Linked DNA regions of Homo sapiens: regions 2 and 3 are each linked to region 1. Evidence: chromatin loops called from intact Hi-C (ENCODE). Cell type or tissue: endothelial cell of umbilical vein. All regions are shown on one strand.

Region 1 (8,000 bases):
ACTCAGCCATGAAAAAGAATGAAATAATGACATTCACAGCAACCTGGATGGAATTGGAGACCATTATTCTAAGTAAAGTAACTCAGGAGTGGAAAACCAAACGTTGTATGTTCTGACTCATAAGTGGGAGCTAAGCTATGAGGCCACAAAGACATAAGAATGATACAGAGGACCTTGGGAATTTGGGAGGGTGGGAGTGGGGAGAGGGATGAAAGACTATACATTGGGTACAGTGTATACTGCTCAAGTGATGGGTGCACCAAAATCTCAGAAATCACCACTAAAGAACTTTTTTATGTAACCAAAGCACCTGTTCCCAAAAAACCTACTGAAATAAAAAAATACAAAAATAAAAAAGTTGGCAAATGACAGACATTTCTCAAAAGAAAATGTACAAATGGCCAACAAAATTATGAAAAAATGCTCAATATCACTAATCATCAGGGAAATGCAAATGAAAACCACAATGAGATACTACCTTACCCTAGCCACAATGGCCATTATTAAAAAGTCAAAAAACAATAGATGTTAGCACAGATATGGTGAAAAGGGAGTGCTAACACTGCTGGTGGGAATGTAACTTAGTACAATCTCTATGGAGAACAGTATGGAGACTTCTCAGAGAACTAAAGGTAAATCTCCCATTTGATCCAGCAACCTACTACTGGCTATCTCTTTAGGCAAGAAAAAAATCATTATATTAAAAAAAGACACCTGCATGCATGCTTCTCGCAACACAATTCACAATTGCAAAGATATAGAATCAACCTAAGTGCCCATCAACCAAAGAGTGGGTAAGGAAAATGTGGTATATATTTATGTCATGGAATACTACTCAGTTATAAAAAGAATGAAATAATGTCTTTTGCAGCAACATGGAACCGGAGGTCATTATTTTAAGTAAAGTAACTCAGGAATGAAAAACCAAATACCATATGTTCTCACTTGTAAGTGAGAATGCTATGGGCATGCAAAGGTAGACAGAGAGGTATAATGAACATTGGAAATTTAGAAAGAGGGGGTGAGGGATGAAAAACTACCTGTTGGAATACAATATATACTACTTGGGTGATGGGTACACTAAAATCCCAGATTTCACTACTATACAATTCATCCACATAGCAAAAAAAAACTTGTACTTCTAAAGTTATTGAAAAAAAGTCATTTTAAAAAGCCTTCCTCAGGATATTTCTCTCAGAATTTTTTCTCTTTCTGAAAACAGTTTGCATACCATAAAAGTTATTTGAAAATGATTAGAAACATGTGGCATAAAATAGAGGAATTAATAAATGAGGATTTCCAATCAAGTGGCATAAGTCACTAGATAGTAACAGTCCTGCATTATAAATTTGTGGGTCACAGGTACTTTTGCCTTCATGGGGCTCTTCGTCCATAAAAACTTAAAAATTATATTTTAAGGGTCTGTTGTTATGAAGACAAATGTACTGATAATATGCAATAAAACACTTATTGTGACCTAAAAGTTCATTTTTTTCTTCTAATTAAAAAGATAAAAGTTTTTTTGTAGGTTCCTGGCAGTATTGTAGCCCCTCAACACTGCGCCTACTGTGCCTGGCAGTTATGTTGGCTCAGGACAGCAAGCCAACCAATTCATTCTCAGCTATTAGCCATGTTTAGATTACATGACCACACAATTAGACCCCATTTTAGGTAATGGAGGGCAAAGCTCTAGAGGAATGAAATGTAAGACAGGTAAGTTTTATTAGAAAAGACAAAATGGTAGAATGTGGCCTGATGAAAGAAAACTTCAATCTGGTTTCAAGGGGTGAGGATAGAGGTGGCAGGAGAAATGGATATCCCAAGAATCTGGAGAAATGTTTAAAGATGGAGTAGGTAGGAGGATGAGTAAAACAAACACAAACCAGCATCCTAATCCTAATGATGGCCAAGGTTTTCAATGGAAACATACATTTTGAAATGACTCCAGTTTTAACATCTCTTTTAGAAAAAAATGCTTCTATTTATATAAACCAAATAATTTGTGATAAAATGCCTATCCATTTTTTTTTTTTTTTTGCCTTATGTCAGGGAAGGAAAGCATACCTTTTAAGTTAACTAACTTCATAATCCTTTTAACTTGTAAATCTTTTAATTGAAGGAATGTCAAAGTCTAATGTGTCAGTGGAGACTTTCAGGCACAATGTTCATTTCAATTGTGAAAAGTTAAAAGCCATAGCCCTTATTGAACATCTTCACATCCATTCCTGCTGAAAATAATGCCCAAAGGTTAGAGATGGGTATGAGAGGAGGGAGAGTGGTAATGGCAGTGGTGGTGGTGTTTTAACTGAACTTCTAAGACATGTTTTCCAAGATGTCTTTGAGGACTGCTTTGTGAAAATTAAGCTGCTAATCATGTACATGTAAATTTATGAAAGAAAACAATTAGAATTGTCATGTCATAGAGTGAAAACTTCGTTTTTACTCTGTGCTCTATAAAAGCCCAACACCTCTTTATTGCAATGTATGCCTTTCACCTTAAAAGAAAAATAAAACTGATTTTAATCGATTTTTCTCTCAGTATAGTGGATTGTCATTAACACTGTGGTAACATTTCATGTTATTGCAATCATTTTCCATGGTCATATATGTGGGGAAAATACTTAGTATCTGCTTCTGTGGGTTATAGAAACAGACGGTTTGGATAAATTACATCTGTCTAGGCAGACTCCTACTTTTTTGTTGTGTTATGTCATTCATCAGGGAAGTAATAAAATAGAGATCAGTGGTTCTGATGTAGTAACTAATACGTCAACCACAAGCTGATTTGAATAGCATTTTCATGGTGCATACCAACACTAATAACTGTGTGGTTTCCTCATAACCTCAGCAGGTTGTATTTATATACTGACAAAAGGACCATGTAAAATCCATGCACAGCTGGTCATCAGAAGGACTATAAAACACTAGGGTTTGTCATACATGTGGTAATTATAAAGTGAGGCTGTGCAGTGTTCCCTAAACCTTGAAAACAAAGCTTCAACTTAATCCTTAAGTGAACTGTTTTGGGTTGGCTTATCACACAGAAGCCCACTCAACAATACCTCCAAGGCAGTTTGTCCTTTGAAGAGAGAGGGGAAAAAAACATAAAATTCACAATAGTCAGTGTTGTGTTATTCAGTTGGTTACATATGGAAACACAAATCTTTGGATTGTCAACACTACTTTCATAACAGAAAGAAACATTTCATTTTGAAAACGTTTCCTTCCATTTTCTTTTACTGTTTGATGCTTGTTTGTACAGTTCATAATCTAATAATCTGAATTACAGCAATACTTTCTTGCATATTGTCCATGCTGAAATAAAAGTACATTGAAAGCTTTAGTTTTATGAAGTGCATACTGCATATGGAGATTTGTTTTCTAAGTAAACACTAAGCAATTTATGCACTAGTAGCATTCAAATCTCTGATGCTGTTTTGGGATAATTCTCAAGGATTTATGACTTTCATGAATTTCTCTCTAACCAACCTAGATGTACTTCAGAATTTTATCATTGTTTTTGACCAAATACCTTGAGTTTGAAGGCTGCTGTGGAAAGTACTCCATATACAAAGATTGGATAAAATCTGAGGCTTTTCAGAATGCTAAAGAAGATTTCAATTCTGCTGCCCTCCCAAAATTAAAAAACAAATCTTCAAAGCTCTGTGTTATTTTTACATTTTGTTTATGAAAATAAAATAAAATGTTGGACCACTTTTGATAATATTTAAGTTGACCAAATCACATTTGTTTTCACCAAATGAAGAAATTCTTCATTTACTGTATCACTTTAGTTTTCCTTCTCATGACTCCTTTGCCAAGAAAACAGATTTTGCAATCAGATGCCTACTAGCTGGGTGTTCATGAGCTGTGATGGATTACTTTTAATAGGTGCTATTTTCCTACTTCATTAACTGCTCTTTTTCTGATGGTGTTTTTTGGGTCAAGTTAGAAAAGAAACAAAGGTTTAACCATTTACCCAAATAGGCAATGACGCTAAGTGTATTTTTTTAAAGTTGATTATGTACACACAAGGATGTGTTTATTTTGGGAGTATGTGTGAGTAAGAGCTTGAGTGTGTGTGAATGTGTTGTTTTTTTCAACTTAAAACTCTTTGCCTGGCCAACTGCCATCTCCATGCCAGTCTCCATGGCAACTTCCTTAAGGATAAAGTAACAGAAATGTGAGGAGGCTGCCTGCCCACAAACAAAGCTGCCACAGCCCTGCCAGAGGCCTGACTAGACAGAATCCCGGAACACTCCACATTCCATGAGAGTTCTGCAGGTTACTGCAGCTAGCTCCATTTAAAGGTGCAGTGCCTCTAGTCCTGGGAGGAAAGTTTAAAAATGTCTTCTGACTAGTCTTTCCATATATTAGAATGTAGATATGCAACCCACATGTCTTGACATTATTTTTCCCTTCCCATCTACATTGAATAAACATTTTATATCTAGCATTTATTTTTTAGTGATATTTGGAAATTTGCTTGACAGAGACCTTTGCCTAATATTGTGTGTTGTATGTACATCACATCAGGATGTGATGTATGTACCTTTAAAATACTTGTATAAAATATAAAATATTGAAAAAGTGAGACTAAATATCTTGATCCATTCTGCTTTCTTAAAAAAAGTGTCTGCTTTCTAATCTTAATGGATTTATGCATGTTTTTCCAAGAAATCAATAAAATTATTAAAATTCATAGTATATTAACATATATAATATATATTATATATAACAGTAATTTTCAAATGGTAGCAATCTTCCATAGGACACTTGGCAATATCTCAGTGGATATTGGTTGTCACAACTGGGGCCATGATACTGGTATCCAGTGGTTAGAGTCCTGGGGGAGCTTTTAAATATCCTACAATCAATAGAATAGCTCCCATAGCAAAGGATTACTGGCCTGAAATGTCAATAATACGAAGGTTGGGAAACCCTAGTATACATACATAGATGTTATATATGTATGTATGTATGTGTGTATGTACATACCAATTTAAAAATAAAGATTATAAGGTGTAGAGAGCTTAAATAGGAATAAACTATGCTAAGGCAACTTTCTAAGTTGTTTTTGCTCTGTCTCCTCAAACTGGGTACCAGAACTCTGATGACAACTGTCAATCTAGAGTCCACTGTCCAGGATTATCTATACAATGTATTTAGTATCTCTATAGCAATTGTTTTTTAAGACCACAAAAGAATACCTAAGAAGACCAGGCCTAGGCTAGGGAGTAAGAACTATGTGTAGTTTACTCTGTCTCTAAGAGTGTTTTCTATGCAATGAACTATACATCATATACAAGCTGTTTTTTACCTTAACTATTAATTCTTTCCCATTAGGAATTAGTAAAATGCTTCATAATTATGGCTAAGGGAAATATTTATGATCTTCAGCATACAGATTGCTCATTTCATCTCCAAAGTTTTGCTAATACTATTCAGGCTGTTTATGTTGTTGTTACCCCATAATATTCAACACAGTGTTTATATCAGTTATGTTAACCAGTTATGGAAAATCCTGAGTTTCTGGTTACCCAAATGAAAAGTTTACTTTAAACACAAGCCAAGGAAGTTTGGTTATGTTCAGCAGTGCTACTCAAAGTATGATTTCCTAAACTGGTGAATGACTACAACCATTTGATTACTGGTCTGTAACAAAATAGGTATAGAAATTAAAAATAAGCTTTTAGAAATTTTAATAACAATTTTGTAATGTCACAGCATCTAAGCATGTCTCATCAAACAGCTTGAGGTGTTGTCAAATTCATGTGGTGAGTCATAGAGTCACTAGCTATGAACTAGTCATCATGATCTCTAGCTACGAACTGGTGTGATCATATAAACTCACATAGTGAGATAGTATGTTGGGTCTGTGATAGATTGGAAATTAATTTTAACAATAACCAAAAGTCGGCCAGGTGCAGTGGCTCACGCCTATAATCCCAGCTACTCCGGAGGCTGAGGAATGAGAATTGCTTGAACCTGGGAGGTAGAGGTTGCAGTGAGCCGAGATCACGCCACTGCACTCCAGCCTGGGCAACAGAGCGAGACCCCATCTCAAAAACAACAACAACAAAAAACCCTGAAACTCCCTGATATGAGAAACACAATCATATTTACTATATTTTTATTACCTGGAAATGTCTTCTCATTCTATTTATGTCCAGATAAAAGTCAGTTCTGCTTTTTGGACATATATGGTTTAGCCTTCCCTGTGATTTGTTGCAATGTTGAGGTTAGTTACTTCTTATAGGTAGAGTAATGTATGGATTTGGTACAACCTACAAAAGGTCTTCTCTTGGAGAGAAATGAACATCATGAGTATCAGGATATGATAGATCATGCTGCTGTAGTCAACAACCCTAAGTATCAGAGGCTTAAATCAACAATTTATTTCTGGCTAACACTACCTATCTATCATGGGCAAGCAGGGACTCTCCTATTGTTTCCAGGTTAGTCAGTCCAGAACTCAGGCTGATGGAGCATCTACCATGTTTAACTTTGCTGATTACTGCCAGGAGGAAAAAAGATTTTGGCCATTCTTTCACCAAGTAACTAATTCACATGTCACTTCTCTCCCCTCAGTAGCCAGATCTACCACTTGACCCTATCCCACCATGCAAGAAAAGAGTGCAAATCTAACATGTGCCCAGAGTGTAGGGATTCATAGAGATTTGGTGAACTCCATTAATGACTATGGCACTAGAAAGCTTCTGGGTATTACTATTAAGTGCATATTTTTGCCTTTAATCCTTGGGTTTTACTCTTTAGTATATCACTTTCACATTTGCACAGGCATAGGAGGCAGCATGGGGAAGCTGACAGACTACTTCCTTTGACTTTAGATTGAATCCCAACCCTACATCTTAGCTGTGGTATAACCATACATAAATTCTTTAATCACTTTGAAATGAGACAATAATGCTCACATCATGTGTTGTAATGAAGATTAAGTTGGATAACCTTCATTAAATGAAGACTAAGTTGGATAACCTTCATTAAACGAGTAACTTTCATATTATTAAGTGCAGGCAGATGGAAGTATTTATTGTTAGGCAATAATAATTTTAGCTCAGCTTACAAAAAGTATTTTTGGGTCTGGAAAAATATAACTAATATTGGTATTGATTTAGGTAGAACTCAGCTATTGAACCATGGTAGATTCTGAAGCATCTTTTGAATCTTGTCTGTTGGTGTTGATCTAGCCAACAGATTTTGAATTATTCTTGGTGAAATCATGGTGGTTGGAAGATATGAGTTATCAAATTTCTCCTTTGGGTAAAAATGTTTCTAATCTTTCAGAAATTTCTCTATTAAGGCATTTTGTGTTGCCACTTAGGTACTTATTGTTCTGCAATACAGCGTAATATTGTTTCTAGAAATCAAAAATGTAATGTGGCTCTTATTTGAAATTTCTGTTCAATTTCAGTTGATTTTCTGGCGAATTGCATATTTTTTCTGTTTAAGAGTTTATTATATAGGTTAATTCTTTTTAAAAGAGAGATTACTTAATATACTCAAACTAAACCTAATAATAATAATATATCAGAAGATTATTTGCGGAAATACCAGATGCTGTTGATGATCAGGCAATTTTGTCTTTCTGGCAACAGAAAAGGCACCCAGCAGTAGTAAAACATGTATCAGTGACTGATTCCCAGCCAGTATAGGAGTAACACTCCAGTTTTTAAAATTTTTTCTGTTCCCGTGTTTGCTTAGGGTAATGGCCTCCAGTTACATCCAGGTTGCTGCAAAGCACATGATCTCATTATTTGTAGTGGCTGCATAGTATTCCATGGTGTGTATGTGCTACATTTTCTTGGTCCAGTCTACTGTTGATGGACATTTGGGGCGATTCTATTGATTCTATGTCTTTGCTATTGGGAACAGTGCTACAGTGAACATAAGCATCCATATATCTTTACCATAGAATGATTTAGATTCCTTTGGGTATATACTCAATAACGGGATTGCTGGGTTGAATGGTAATTCTA
Region 2 (8,000 bases), 170 kb after region 1:
CTGCGCCCAGCCCCATTCTTCTAGTGTTTTATGAAAGTATCTTATAAAAGGTCCTCAGTGGATGCTCAGTGAAAAATTTTTGATTAGAAAATGACACATCAAAAAGTTAGGAAGAAATATAATCTTCCTTAGGAAACTAGTTAAGTGTCTCTTGGGAAAAGGACCAGAGGTCTATATATCAGGAGGCAAAGTCAGTGGATAGAAATCAGTGGACTCATATTGGAGGGTAGCTGCACTGTAGAAATGCCAGTTCTCTCTAGTTATTCCTGTCTGTCACAGATGCAGGCAGGATACAAAGCCACAGTTATACTGTCTCCAACAGATGGGAAACTATGCTAATGAGTTTTGGATTATCAACAATTACAAGCAGTTCTCTTATTGGTCACTGGCCAGATGCTTAAATTTTTGGGTGGGAGTGGGAGAGAATGAAAAGTAGCAGCTCCTTTATGCCGTCTTGATGGTGTTCTGAGCTGTTTCTTTCCTTGTCGAATCTTTTTCACCAGCCATTTCTAGAGTCTCCTGAGTTTTCCCGGGGCATAAGAAATCCTATTCTTTATTTATGGTGATATAACTGATCCATGGTAAGCAGGTCATAGCTTGAATCATTCTCTGGTCTTGGTAGATTGATTTGCAGTGGTCCTTTCATGGGCTCACATCTGTTCTCACTTGTGGCCAGATACTAGAATTAACAGAGGGTTGGCTCTGGCTAAGGGTTTGGCCATTGACCATGAACCAAATTGAAATTGACTGACTCCTATGAGGCTCAATATTCTTGTTAGAACTATGTTCAATCTAGTAGCATTCAGTGCTTAGTATAATACTGACTTTTTATGAAATCCAGGATTTTCCATAAGAGCACTTACCAAATTGGTAAGATAATTAACTCTATGATCTTTTCATGGATTTAATACAGATGAAAATTTTAAGGTATTATTAATTTTTCTTTTCTCTGCCACCATTTTACTAAGCACTTCCTAGATATTATTTCACTTAATTTTCAGAAAAGGCTAGACATTATCCCATTTACCTAATGAGGCAACTGAACACCTCAGAGGTGAACAGAATTTCAGAGGGTCACATAGCTAGGCAGAGAACACTATGGGATTGACATACTTCCAGGGTTATCCTATCTCAATCCCCTGATCTTTTTTCTATGCTTACAGCAACTCCTATAACCAGAAATTTTAGAGGTTGGAGACCCAGAGATATTGAACTTAGACAAGTTGGCATAATTAATTGCTGAGTTTTTTGATGACTTTTCTGTCACCTGCAGACGTGCTGTGAAGCATCTGTGGACAGCATTCTCCAATCAGATGTACTTTCCCACCTGGAGGTGTCTTGCTGGTGTGTTCATCTATCTGCTGTTAAACAGTCCCTATTTCCACAAGAGTCCTTGAGGCTTTTTTTCTTTGTCCATCTTGTTAGAAAGTCAATCTGTTCTGTCATGCAAAGAACAGTTAGGAAGGCTACAGATTTAAGTTTTAAGATCTTTCATCATTGATAACTTTGTGAAGCAACGTTTGGCTTTCATATATATGCATACACACATAGGCACACATGTAGGCATCTATATACATGTATTTCTAGTTATATATGCACACATATATGTATGTATGTATTTCATTATATAATATTTAGACATGTAGAAACAGCATCTATTTACTAATTAAATTAGTAATTTAGTAAATATATGTACTGTATAAATTTAAATTAGCAATTTAGTAAATATATGTACTATATATAGTTACTAAATAATTTATAATATATTATATGTTATATATAATTAATTATATTATATTTAATTATATATTAATTAATATAATTAATTATATTATATTTAATTATGTATTAATTAATATAATTAATTATATTTACTAAATAAACTATTTATAAATAAGTTATTTTTACATGTATGTTCATGTTACTACCATCCACATCAAGGTATAGAACATTTCTATCTTCCCCAGGGAGTTCTCTCATCCCTTTTCTATTCCAAAGCAAAACATGACCCTAAATCCCTACTCCTCCACATACACCTAAATAGATACTTGGGTTAAAGCTGCTGTCTGCGTTTTTGTGACAAGTCTTTGCGTGGACACAGGCCTCCATTTCTGTTGAAGATGTACCTGTGAGTAGAATCATTGGGTCATAGGGTCAGTCTTATATTTTCCAAAAGCTATTTGGAATGCTGTTCAGAGTGGAGGACAGCATGTCAAATTATTAAAAAGAAGTAAAAGCGTACTTATGATAGAGAAAGAGAAATTGGGGTTACTCAGTCTGAAGGATACAGCTAAGAGGTGATATTCTAATTCTCTTGAAGTATATGAAGGGTAATTTTAAGGAAGAAAGGAACACACTATCAATTTATACAAAGTACAAGATGAGAGAAAATGGGATTAAATTTCAACAAAGGAGTGCTTAGGCGGACTATTATCATAATTAACATAGAAATAGGTTACTGTCCCAAGGGTGTCTTCAAACATATAATGCTCTCTCCTTGGGTAAAAGGTAGATAAGTATCGAAGCAAACTTTCCTTGCTATCTCATGAGTCCTTTTTTTTTTTTTTTCTTCATTTGTCTTCTGGAAGATACAGTTTTTCTTTTGCTAAAACATCTTATGTCTAGGGTGACTATATATATTTTCTATTGTTGAAGCCAGAATACTTTAGTCCAGTACAAATGCTAAACTGCATGGTATGCCAGGACAAAGCCTTACGTATGCACACTAAGGTATGTGGTCATGCTTGTGCTATTTATAATTAACATTTCTTGCACAAACCAGTAACACCTGGACACATTTGACAAAAGTAAAGCTAGTGAAAAGTCTGCTCCTAGTGTGGCAGAATAGCTCCTATTAGACCAGCCTTTCTGAAGATAAAAAGTAAAAACCCTGGACAAAACGCAAAGAACAAGTAACTAAAAACACTGGACAGAGACTCAAGGCAGGCAGATTCTGGAGGAGAATAGAAAATGGGTTTGGTTGGATTTTTCATTTTCATGGCTTCTAGCCCAAGAATAGGCTATAGTGTGTACCTTTGCTGGGTGGCTAAAACTTCTGAATTCATCTTCCACCTTTGTTTGGGACAGAGACTTATAATCTCCATGTGGTTTCCTGCAAATAGGACACAGAGATCACTTTCATTTGCCCTAAATCACTGACAAATCCAGACCTTAGCTTCCCTGTTCATTTTTCTGTACCTGGCTACTGGCTGCTTTGTGTATCAATGGCATAAAAAGTCAAGACGTATTCATTCCCAGTATCAGGCTCAACCAGGATCACCATTAGCATATGTGACACCATTGCAAGAATTGGAAAATGCCACCCTCCTTGATAAAATAGCTTGCATGGAGAATTCTTGGCAAGCAAACTACAAAAAGATGTCTAGAGCCACTGCATAGCACACCTCTAGGGAATACCATTCTCATAGTGGTCTTTGTAAAGGACAGCTTCTGGAGTTATGTCAGGCAGAACCTGTTTATCTTTATGGTGTTGCCTTCAAGGGGCCTCTTCCTCCAAGAGATCACTGCTCTATGACGGAGCACATGGCTTTGTGAGCAGAGCGTGGCCTGGGTTTTAGCACAGCTTGCCCATTGTGCAGTGAATGATTCACACAGATATAAATGTCAGTCTTGGGTCAACTTGCTCTTTCATGGCTAAGAAGATTTTCTGTTTAATTTATATCCTTGTGCTTCTTTACCTATAAAGTACTGTTCTTGTACCACTATGGTCATTGGACTGAGATGAAGACTGTAACTCAGAACTTTCCTGATGTCAAAGTTAGACTTCAAGGGCATAACAATTTGAATACATACTCCAAAGGCTACATATGTGCAGATTTTTCATAGCACATGAATATCAAATATGAAATCTGAAATCAAATATCAAATCTAATGATCCAATCAGCAGTCATTATTTTGGGAAATGGCTTTATCTAAATTCCATTTGTGAAGAGCAGTTTTCTTTTGTGTAATTGATTTTCCATCTGTGCATGTTCTTTGCTAGGTAAGTTGTATTGTTGAACTTTCAAGGATAATCACTTTATTTTTGGTCATGAGAACCCATGACAGAGGCTCACTTTGGCCAGCCTTCCAAGAATGAACACTGTACTTGCTTGCTACTATTGCCAAACAAATTGTCACAAACTTAACACCTTAAAAGAACACAGATTGATCTCATACAGTTATGTAGGTCAGAAGTTTGGTAATGTTCTCACCAGGCTACACTCAAAGTATAGGCAACACTATGTTTCTTTCAGAGGTTCCATTTCCTGCTCATTTGAGTTGTTGGCAGAATTCAGTTCCTTGCAGTTACAGGACTGAAGTCCCTATTTTCTTGTTAGCTGTCAGCTGAGAATTGTTCTAGCTTCTGTAGGCCTCCACATTCCTTAGCTCATGCCTCCCTTCCTCTTTTCTCAAATTACATTTCACTGACTCACTCATCTTCCTTCCTCCTTTACTTTTAAGGATTTATGTAATTAGATTGGGCCTGCCTGGATAATCTAGTATAATTTCCCCATATCAAGGTCCTTAATCTTAAATAACATCAGCAAAATCCCCTTTGTCATATAATATAACATATTCACAGATTCCTAGAATTAGGATCTAAACATGTTTGGGGGGGAATTATTTTTGTTTATCACAGCTTTCAGACATTCTGCCTTAATTGCATTCTTAGATCGATTTATTTAGTCAACATTTAATAAATCTTCAGTTAACAACAAAGAATATAGAGATGAATAAAATATGACCCTACTTCTAGGTGTTTATCACTACAGAAACCAGACTGATGTTTACATATGCACACTGAACTTCCTATAATGTCAATTTACCTGGCTACCTCCTTAAAAATAAAGACAATGGCTTCAATCACTGAGTTCCCAATGTCAAGCTGTGTGAAATAAAATAACAAGTATTCAGCAAGTATTGCTGAATTCATTAATTCTCAAAGTCAGATGGGAGAATTCCCTTGCTTCCTTCACGGGATTTGCAACAAGGGTGTGGCTCACTTAGCTGCCATGCTCAAACCCCCTGAAGGAGGGGCAGCATGCAGGTCAGCAGGTGCTGGGGCCGGGGCAAGCGGTTTTGGGCTCTGGTCCCATGGCAGCGTCTAGGGGTGTGTTAAAATTAATGCTCTTTTAGCAATTGCCATCTGCAGATGACTAAGTGTTAACCAGCTCAGTGGAGAGTCAGGGTGACAGCCTTTTATACCCTCTTGGTACCCAGGTTTTTCTCCAGCATCCAGGAAGAATCATGTCATGGATTTGAAGGGTGCAGAGATTTTATTGAGTGATGGAGGTGGCTCTCAGTGGGATGGGGAGCTGGAAAGGGGATGGAGTGGGAATAGAATCTTCTGCTGGAGTTTGGCTGTCCCCAGCTGAACTCCTCTCCCACCGTCCCCAGCCGAACCCCTCTCGACGTTCAGATGCTTCTTCTCTTCTTTCCTTTTCTGCTGTACTGCTCTGCTCTTCTGCCAGTGGAGTTTGGGGTTTTGATGGGTATAAAATGGGGGGGTGTGGTGGGCCAGGGTGGTTTTAGACAAAGCAACATTTCAGTGAGAAAACAGGAGTAACTTGTTCTCATTTAGGGCTGTTGTTTTCAGGCTTGAAGGTGGGGCCTTTGCCCAGGAACTGCCCTCTTCTACCCAGTATTTTCCTGCCTCCTGTCCGTATCAGAAGTATTTTTAAAGCATCTATTAATGCCAATACTGTTCTAGATATTTGGTAAACACTAGTGAATAAAATCAACTATATATGTACCTACTCTCCTGGAGCTCATATTCTAGTGGGACACTTAATATCTTAGGGGGGTACTTTCATTCTATTGCTGAATGATTACATGAGCACATGAATGAATGAGGCTAAATAAATAAGTTGGTGAAAGAATATCAGAGATTTTGAATGCCTCATTAAGGTGTTTAAATTTTATTTTACAGGCAGTGAGGAACTGGGGATTGTTCTTATGCAGAAGTAAATTGATGAAATCTATTTTTAGAAACAGTTGATAGAGTAGAGAATGGATTTAGAGGTGAAGAATGGCTTGCCAAAGGCTTGAACCATGACAATGACAGTTGGAATACAGAGTAGGAAATAGACCCAAGAGATATTTATAATACTGATAACTGAGATGAAAAAAGGCTAGGAAAACTGGTGTGGTAAATCAGAGGCTGAAAACAAAGTCATACATTTATAATCATTTGAGTGTAGGTGATAGTCACTTCTCTTTAATTTAGACTAGCTTAATGAGAAACTTTTTTTCCTGTTAACATATTAAAAGGTACACACACAGAGACACCTCAAATTAAAACATTCTGCCATTTTCTATCACATTACTAACATTACCAATAATGTATTGAGCATCTGTAGAACATGTAGTATACTTCAACATTCAAACAGGGAATTTAGACAATTATTCTATTTGAAAGCAATAGGCTTTATGTGCAGAGCCATCAGAACGGAAAGCTTGACATGGGAAATTTAGCCGTTGAAATGCAACCAAGAACACATCAGAGGTGACCTACATAAAGAAACTTAGTACAAATGATTCCTCCTTTGGGGAATCTACTTTTGTTCTTTCTTGTTCAACTGAGGAGAGGGGAAAAATTCTGTCTATAAAAATGCTGAGAAAGAAACTAGGATGAAGAATTGTTTTAGAAGGCCCATTTGTACTGCATCTGTGAGAATTTCTTGTAGTTAGTTGTTAGAATTTATTCATTTCATCTGAATATGTTTCATCCTTAAATGGATTTTCAATGATAGCTCTTTTGAGACTGTCTGATCACTGTCCTGCATGTATGAAACCATTGATCAGGAAATTCTCCTGCAACAGAAAGGACTTGGTGGCATCCAGAAAGTCCAGTGGCATCTTTAAAATAGCAGCCTGTCTCCTGACCCCTCTATTGACAGTTTTTTTTTTCACATTTAACATAGAACAGTCATTGTACATCACAGCAAGAAAGGAAGCAACCACCCTTGCATTTATATTTGCTGAGATAAATACACAAACACAGACTCAGAGATATCAGCAAAATCCCAACATAGAAGTATAAATAAGAACCAACAATTCAAATGCATAAAATGTTTGTTTATATTATTGAGAGCTTAATGAGATGTTTGGGGTTTAACTAGCTTAACCAGCTGACTGGGAGTTTTAGGGTCCAAGAGTCAGTCACCAACAGTGTTATAACCAAATTAACTTTATTGCAGGATGTAAGGTTGGTAGGGTTTTACTATTTTCCATATAAAGGTATACAAACTCATACACACACATACACAGTTAAGAAATAAATATATGGAAAAGAAACCTAGCTTTTATTTTGAAAATTGTGAAACCATATCAGATAATTCCACATTTTCCGTAGGTCAGGTATACTCTATATATCCAGCACCTTGTGCAGTGGGCTACTAGAAAGACAATTCCACAAACTTTCAATCGTGAAATCTTAGAGCTGGAAAGGGGATTGTTCAATCTCCTCATCAAAAGAGTCATAGACTTTGGGAGGACAAGGCCAGTGGATCACGAAGTCAAGAGATTGAGATCATCCTGGCCAACATGGTGAAACCTCGTCTCTACTAAAATGCAAAAATTAGCTGGGCGTCGTGGTGCATTCCTGTAGTCCCAGCAACTCAGGAGATGGAGGTTGCAGTGAGCCGAGATGGAACCACTGTACTCCAGCCTGGTGACAGAGTGAGAATCCATCTCAGGAGAAAAAAACAAAAAGAGAGGCATAGAGAGTATCCAATAATTTTTTAATTTCATAGAGCTGGATAATTTCTGAGCTAGACTAAAACCCAAATATCTTGTTTTGAAGGGTATCTATTCAGTGTTCTTATATTTATTCATTTTTCAACTGGTGCTTTATGTTTATAAGAAAATATGAAAAGTCATACTTCAGTAATGTAAAGTCCAGAATGAAGGAGAATTCAGAAATACCTCTGTTGTTCTCCTTGTCTTTGTCTTATAATCTTTCTTTTTCTCTCTCTTCCCTCTACCCCCTGCCATTC
Region 3 (8,000 bases), 120 kb after region 1:
AGGATGTCTTTCAAAATGACATAAGAAGCCAGTGGCGGGGGGGGATCATGGATGCCCCCACTTTCATCAGTGGCCTCGTTGACATATTTATACAGACATAAATATGTAGAAATCGATTCATCAGTAGGGTGTTTTTCAGTTACTATTACACAGATATCTGAGGTTGTTGGCATAGATGACTCAAAGGGCAAGGGAAATAAACCTCTAATAAGGGAAAAATGAACTCATGGAATTTGAAGACCTTTTAGAGTAGGGTACGTATTTCACCAATATGTTTTTCTGTTTTGATTCAATTCTTATGGAGTAAAATTTTTCTTTGATTGCAAATTACCTTTTGTATACTTGAAAAACGTCATGATTAATGTTGATTAGTAAGATCTCTCTTTACTGCTAAGAACCCACGCACAGGATTCCTAGAAAATGAAAGACCTTTGAAAGTGAATCACATATGCCTCTCGTAGCAAATCGTCTAATTGGTGAGTCACAGTAGACATGGATTCTGCAGCCATTTCATTCAGAAGACCTATTGTAGACTTCTGTACTTCAGCTATCCTGCTGGCATTTTAAGGTTATGGAACTATAAAGTACACAGTGCTTCTAAGTTGAGAGAATGTGTCTCAAATATCATGTCATAATTTCACTTAAAAGAAGACTCGAGGAATTCACTTAAAATGTAAATTAGTATGACTTTTTTCATAGGCAATTTGGAAATAACTATCAAAATTGCACATACTTTTGACTCAATAATTAAACTTTTGGCATTTAATCGGACATGTACAGGATATATGCACAAGGATAGTGTTGACAACAGTTTTGAAATTACTTGGACCTCAATAACCATATTTTCTTTTCATTTATCTTTTAACAAATACTTATTAAGCATTATTAACCATTTAATATGTTCGGTATTTTTCTAGGTGAAAGAAATCCAAGAGTGAACAAGACCAAGTCTTGCTCTTATGGAACTTCTATTCTAGGGAATGGGGAAGTTGGTTATTATATAAAAAAAATATAAATACAAAGAAGCAAACAAGAGAGAAAATTATACCACAGTGTTATATGCTAAGCAAAATAAATTCTACACAGAGACTTAAAATAAATAGAAGTAACAGAGAATAACTGGGTGGCTACTTGTGATTGTGTGGTCCACCAAGTCCTCATTCAGGAGGCCGGGTTTTATCTGAGATCTGAATGAAAAAGAGATGTAACTAGTCAGAGTTTGGGAGGATGAGCATTATAAGCAGAGGAAACAGCTAGTGTGAAGGATCTGAGGCAGCAGTGAGCCTGGTTCCCTACACAGGGAGAAAGTCATTGGAACTTAGGAGAGAATAGAGAGATAAAGTCAGAGAGAGAGAGACAGGGACCACTTTATTCAGATTGAAAAGTAGCACTTTGTCATACCAAGTAAGGAGTTTATATTTTATTTAACTGCGATGGAAAACTATCAGAGTGTTTTAAGCAAGGAAATAACATGACATAATTTTTTTAGGACTCAGTCTGACTGCTAAGTGGAAAATTTCTGGTGGAGTAATAGGAAGTAAAGCACAGAGTCAAATTAGGAGAGTATTACACACACATATGTGTGACTGCAAAAAAATACATTTTCTTGTAATATCCTTTGACCTATTTGGTGTTCAAAATATATGGAACCTGTATTTATAATGAAAAACCAAGTTGCATTTATTTTGCATAAATTTTTCTTTAGTAACCAGTTTCATATCTAGTATGTCTCATTAGTTTCTTCTTGAGTAGTTATTTGTCAAGCCAGAAGATGACAAATTGTAATTTAATAAAGTATTTCAATTCATATTCTTATTGGCTTCAAGGTCATCTAAAAGTAGCTGACATTAATTGAGCACTTAATGTTTTCCAAGCTCTGTACTAAGTACTTTTACATGAATTTCACACACACACACACACACACACACACACACACACACTTTTTTCAGAACAGTCCTAGGAGGTAGGTACTATTATTATCATTTTAAGGGTTAGTGAAATGAAGTTCAGAAAAATTAAGTATCTTTTCTTAAGTTACACGACCAGAAGTGGGGCCTGAGATTCAAACATTGGCTGTCTAGCCTCCCACTAGTATTCTTATCCATTGTATTATATTGCCCCTTGACATTGAATCACTGTGTCTTTATTTACATGCCAAGGACAGTTACATGATTATATCTCAGAAAGAACCCTTGCTAATAATTTAGTTTAGATGTTCATGTTACTCTTTAGAGAAATATTTGCATTTATAGGATACTTGATTTTAGGTCTGGGGGTAGGAGGAAACAATAGGTGCTATCATGTCTTAGAAACCACTAGGAAAATTACAGGTTATCTAGCTACTTTTTGTGCTTTAAGGCCCAGCAGCTGATACTTTCTTTTGTCTCGCTGCTGTGAGTCAAGTGAGTCAAGTAAGAAAAGTAGAAGTAAAAGATTAGAAAATCCTTAAGAAATAGTCATGGGCTTCACACTTCTGATTTCAAGGACACTCTGAGGATCAACTTTAAAGCCTACTTGGAATTCTTTCATTATCCCAACATTATAACTTTCTTTCAAATTTTCTTTCCATGCCTGAACAGATGGCATTAAACTCTTGACTCACAGATCAGTGCTCATTTAACTCTGCTACTGCTTTGTGAAAGGAATTATATAATCTAAAAATACATCAGAGGTTCAATATAGGGAGACTTTGAGGGCTGGGTTTGGAAGACAACATGCAAAAATGTTGACTATTTCATAGTTTTTACTTGAGTCCATTTTTCAAGAGAAATATTTGGGGCTTCAAAATGTGAGAGTGGATTCCATAGTTGCTATGCAGTCTAAGATCCACAGTGGTTTCGTGGTTAAAACCACAGAAATGGAATTCTTGTCTGAATAGATTCCCAGTGATTTTCTTGAGTCACATAATTTAGTAGCCTTTAATGGAGCTATAAATCCTCTGCCTGCCTTGTGAAACTCATGTCCTTTTCTCCAAGTCACTAGTTTGATTGAAGATTTCCAGTTTTTTAACTGGATATCCTGGAGTTACAAGGGTGTCAGCCAATGTGGTATTTGTGTAGTAAGTATATGTGACTCAAAGGCTTCCCCTTTGCCTCTATTCCCCTGCTTCTGAGGAATCCTGATATCCCATGAATGTGTGGTTAGTTAACTTGAAATTGGTAACCTTGAGATTTTATTCTAGGATTTAATCTAGATTTTATCTCAGAATGCAGTTAGGCCTCTCCCTGACCAAGTAAGGATTTTCTCAGAGCTCTTTTGTACATCACTGTATTAGTTTCCTATGACTGCTGTAACAAATTACCGCTGACATTGAGCTAAAAACAACATGTCTATCTTTTATAGTTCTGGAGGTTGGAAGGCTGAAATGAGTTTCACTGAGCTGAAATCAAGGTGTTGGTAAGGCTGTGCTCCCTCACGAGGCTCCAGAGGAGAATCTATTTCTTGGCCTTTTCCAGCTTCCAGAGCTATATTTATTGCATATCTTGGCTCATAGGCCCTTCTTCATCTTCAAGGCCAGCAGCATAGCATCTTCACATCTATCTCTGCTCCATCTTCAGATCACCTTCCCTATCTATAGTCAAATCTCTCTCTGCTTCCCTTTTACAAGCTCACTTGTTATTTCATTTAAGGGGCCACCTGGCTAATCCAGGATAATCTCCCTGTCTAAATATTTTTAAGTTAGTCACATCTGCAAATTTTATTTTGCCATATAAAGTCATACTCACAGGTTCTGGGGATTAGGTCATAGACATCCTGGTGAACCATTATTCACCTTACACTGATCATAATATTCCGTGACTCAATGACTAATTTCTGAGTCATTAGGTAAGTATTTGGGGCTTCTTGAAATTAATGAGGCTTATCTTACTGAGGGAGATAATATGAGAGGGATTCTTTGAGTGATAGAGGATGAAATCCCTGTGGCAATTCAAAATTATTGAAACTCACAAATATAAGTTTGATTTTCCAGAAATCCACTGTATTTCCACTTCTAAAATGACGTCAGTGTTAACTATCCCCTTGGTAACTACTCCAATACATATCTTAAAAGAAAATAAAAAGACAGGATTACTAAAGCTCTACTAATGTTTTATTCACTGCACTAGAATTTCCAGGCATCTAGAATGCCCTCACCAGCTTGGATAATATTCAAGAAGTGGCAAAAAGTAATATTCAAAATATTCAAGTAATGAAATATTACAACTTTTTAGCCACATATTAAATACGGAAATACCTTTTATTATCCAAGGAAACTACTAATATATAAGTGAATTTATATAGTGATATTATTTGTAGTACATTTTATTCCAAAAATCATTCCACAAGTTTCCAAATAGTATATGGACTAGTGTGTTGGTGTGATCTGTCATTTGACACTTCTGTTACTAGCTAAATGATAACTCTATCTGCTTCATGACTTAACATCACTTAACATGGAATAACATCGAATTTCCAACAACTTTCTATTAATTGAGAACCATTATATGAGGATAATGTTAATTAAAAGGAAGAGGATTCATTTTCTGCCTTCATACTAGCTCTCTGGTCTCCCTGCATCTACTCCTCTCTTGCTCCTTTCTTTTCTCACATTTGAAATTTATAATTTAAATGATCCTAGGGACGTGGAGAAAAAGAAGGGAATTAGAAAGAGATGGAAAGTAGATAGTAACGATCTGATCCTAGGTGCTGAGGCCAGGAGCCTGTGTACCTTCTTTTTTTTTTTTTTTTTTCCTTTTCCAGTGAGGAAGTACAATATGACTTTTCACCCCACTGAGGCTAATGAGGAGACAGTGCCCAAGTGTAGCCCACTTAATAAGGGAGACAAAGCAGAAAGAGGTAAAGAAAATAGAAAGAGGTAAAGAAAACCTCTGAGCAGGTGCTCAGAGGTTCATGCTGCCTGCAGGTAGTAGAGGCTTCTTCTAAGCCTTTGTCTATCCCTTCAGAAAATAGCAGGCACAAAGGAGAGGAAAAGTGGGAGGGCTGTACTAATTTTCTCTTTCAAAAAAAAAAAAAAAAAAAAGATCTGAAAGGGGAAGGGTGCAGACCTAGTACTGTCTTGCTGAAAGAGTCTCTCCTTTAGTCATTAAATAGGTTTCCAGGAGATTCCCTCCCTAGAAACTTGTTTACAAGCCTCAGAGACAACTGCCTTTCACCAAGAATTAGGTTGTCAAATGAAACAAGGGTTCCCAAACCTACCAGAAGGGACATTAGCCCACAGTAAAGGCATTTTCTGTGTATGTCTATGGCAACTGCCTATATCCCTGGCACCTAATAGCCTGAATAGCTGCTTCCTCAGCCCAGACCATGCTTTTCCCCATGGATAGGGACATGCGTTTTTTGTTTTTGATTTTTTGTTTTTGAAGTGTATAGAAAAGATAGGAAGAGGTTGAAGTCTCCTTTCTTCTATATGAGGACCTTTATGCATCAAAGACCTACCAACTTTGCAAATAAATAGCAAATCCTCTGTCACAGGTCCTCTATCTCTGCGCTCCAATGCCTGAGCCAGAAAGATATCTTGGAATCACAGCTTACTTGTTCATAGTTTCTGAAATGATACACAAATGCTGGGATTTAGATTATTAATTTTCATTGGTTATTCCAATTACTTTTATTCTATTTACTAATGTGTGGAAGTGTGTCAACACTTTAACAATTAGTATTTCTCTATACTAGCTTAATAATAGGTCTACCTAGACTCTTGGAGCTATGGAAAACTTTTCAAAAAGTACTGACAATAGACAGTTTTCAAAAGATAATGAACAGATCTCCAGATACTGTGAATTCTCTTTTGTAAACTGATTTGCCTGAAAACTCACCAGTATTACAATAGCTAAGGTCAACATATTCCCCAGTTTTCCTAGTTTATGCTTATTTCCTAGTATAGTTATTAATGATATCCCCTTTAACTCTAAAAAGTGTTTAGGTTTAGAAGTTATATTATATGGTCTCCCTACCACACTCCTTTACAAAAAAAAGGCATATTCCTTGCACATAAATCTTACTGTGCTTCACTGCTTCAGGGTTTAAAATCTCTCCAGGGAGCACCAACAAAGGAGATGCCTCATGTAATGATTAATCAGGTACCATAAACCAATGGGGCTTCTAGTCTTTTCCAGCCATGTATGTATCTCTGTACTAAGGGAGAAGGAAAGTCTTTAACTTACATCTTTTGCAATTATTTAAACTTTTAATGAGATTTTTAGATAACTGAGAAATGGGATACAGGGCATGTAATTTTTCAAAATTCTTCTAGGCATATGTGAACAGTTTGAAGACCTTGGCTCAATGGTAGTTTTCCTAAGCTTCCTTTTTTACATCATGGAGGCCACTTTTAGTGAAAGGAGCTGCTCAGAATTCACAACTCTTGCTGCCCCCAACTCTGCTCAATTTTCCCAAAGGCCAAGAGAATAAATACTCTGCACACCTGTATCTCTTTCATTGTATAGCACATCTAAGCCTATAATTTTTTCCCCTAACATAAATCTCCAAGACTAAATAGACAAGGCAGATAATAACATGGTTGACTTCATTTAAGGTGGGTTAACAAACTTTATCAATTAAAATTATTTTGCTACTCATAACAGAACATCCAACTGACAGTGGCTTCTAATGGTAAGGTTTATATTAACTGCCTTAATAAAAAGCCTGGATGTAGGGGTGCACATTTATATTTGTCAAAGATGGCTGCAATAACACCACGCATTCCACATTTCTGTCTGCAATACGATATTGCCATTTCCCAACCAAGAAATGGGGTCTCATAGCCCTGTTCTTGAAACTGGCTGGCCTTTGTATCTCACTTCTAATTGATAGAATGTGGTAGAAGTGATGCAGTGTGATTTTAGCTTTGAAAAAGCTATGCAGCTTCTATGTGGTTTTCTTGAAAAGCTTAGCTTCTGAATGCATTCTCTCTGGACACTGTCACCACACTCTTCCAATCACCATGCAATGAGGAAGCCCCAAGCCACATGGAGAGACCACATGTAGGTTCTCTGGGCAATAGTTTCTTGGGCCTACTTCTTGAGGTACCAGACATGAGTATGAATGACTCTCCAGATGATTACATTATCTAACTGTCTGAGCCACTTTCAGGTATCGGTGTCTTCCCATCTAAAGTCCTAGGAATGAGAGAGCAGAGATAAATCCTTCCCATTGTGTCCTACCTAAGTTTCTCTCCCACAGAAACAGTGATCATAACAAAATGGCGGTAGTTTTAAGCTGCTAAACCTGGGATAGTTTATTTTTCAGCAATAGTAACTGGAACAATAACTATGTCTACATTTGGTGCAGCAGTTGATCAACATCATCTAAGAGACAGGCTCGTTCTGCCTTTCCTCTTTGCCATCCTCTGTGTGTTGGTGATGTCACGTCTCTTTGAAACGAGATGAAACCTACAACTCTAAACCTTTCATTTATATAGTACAGTGCTCCAAGAAGGTAGGAAGAAAGCAGGGGATTTTACCTTGTGCTACAATTTTTAGAAACATTTTAAATAAAATTTTTAATTTCCAAATAAAAATTATATACATTTATGGTGTATATCGTCATGTTTTAAAATATGTATAAGTTGTGAAATGGCTAAATCAAGCTAATTAATAAATGTATTACCTCATATACTTATTTTTTATGGTGAAAACACTTAAAATCTACTCCCTCAGCAATTTTTAAGAGTATAATACACTGTTATTAACTGTAGCCCCAATGTTGTACAATAGATCTCTGGAACTTATTCTTACCATATGACTGAAATTTTCTATCCTCTGATCACCATCTCCCCAATTCCTCTAACCCACTCCAGCCTTTGGTAACCACCATTCTATTCTATGTCTATGAGTTCAATGTTTTTAGGTTCTACAAAATAAGTGAGATCATGTATTTGTCTGGTGCCTGGCTAATTACACTTAGGATAATGTATTCCAGGTTCATCCATGTTGTCATAAAGGCTAGAATTTCCTTCTTTTTAAAGGCTGAATAGTATTCCATTTTGTGTATGTGTATAT

The links. A loop is a pair of places that touch in the nucleus more often than their neighbours do. Peaks named below come from ENCODE experiments on the same cell type or tissue, not always from the same donor. Only the 100,000 strongest peaks of a DNase experiment are listed, where the experiment ranks them.
Region 2: it touches region 1 in a loop (7-fold over the local background); 3 of 110 quality-filtered maps call a loop at or near these places.
Region 3: a loop joins it to region 1, with 8 times the contacts of the local background. A loop is called at or near these places in 5 of 110 quality-filtered maps.

The regions. Positions count from the first base shown.
Region 1 is chr3:29,061,430-29,069,429 of GRCh38, forward strand. No RefSeq gene overlaps it. Among named protein-coding and RNA genes, the nearest start is that of RBMS3-AS3, 220 kb to the right of the region's middle. In endothelial cell of umbilical vein, no CTCF peak of the experiment used is centred here; a DNase peak (open chromatin) is centred at 4,132; H3K27ac peaks cover 1,414 bases.
Region 2 is chr3:29,236,008-29,244,007 of GRCh38, forward strand. No RefSeq gene overlaps it. Among named protein-coding and RNA genes, the nearest start is that of RBMS3-AS3, 41 kb to the right of the region's middle. In endothelial cell of umbilical vein, no CTCF peak of the experiment used is centred here; a DNase peak (open chromatin) is centred at 4,384; H3K27ac peaks cover 1,854 bases.
Region 3 is chr3:29,183,477-29,191,476 of GRCh38, forward strand. No RefSeq gene overlaps it. Among named protein-coding and RNA genes, the nearest start is that of RBMS3-AS3, 93 kb to the right of the region's middle. In endothelial cell of umbilical vein, no CTCF peak of the experiment used is centred here; a DNase peak (open chromatin) is centred at 3,765; H3K27ac peaks cover 1,795 bases.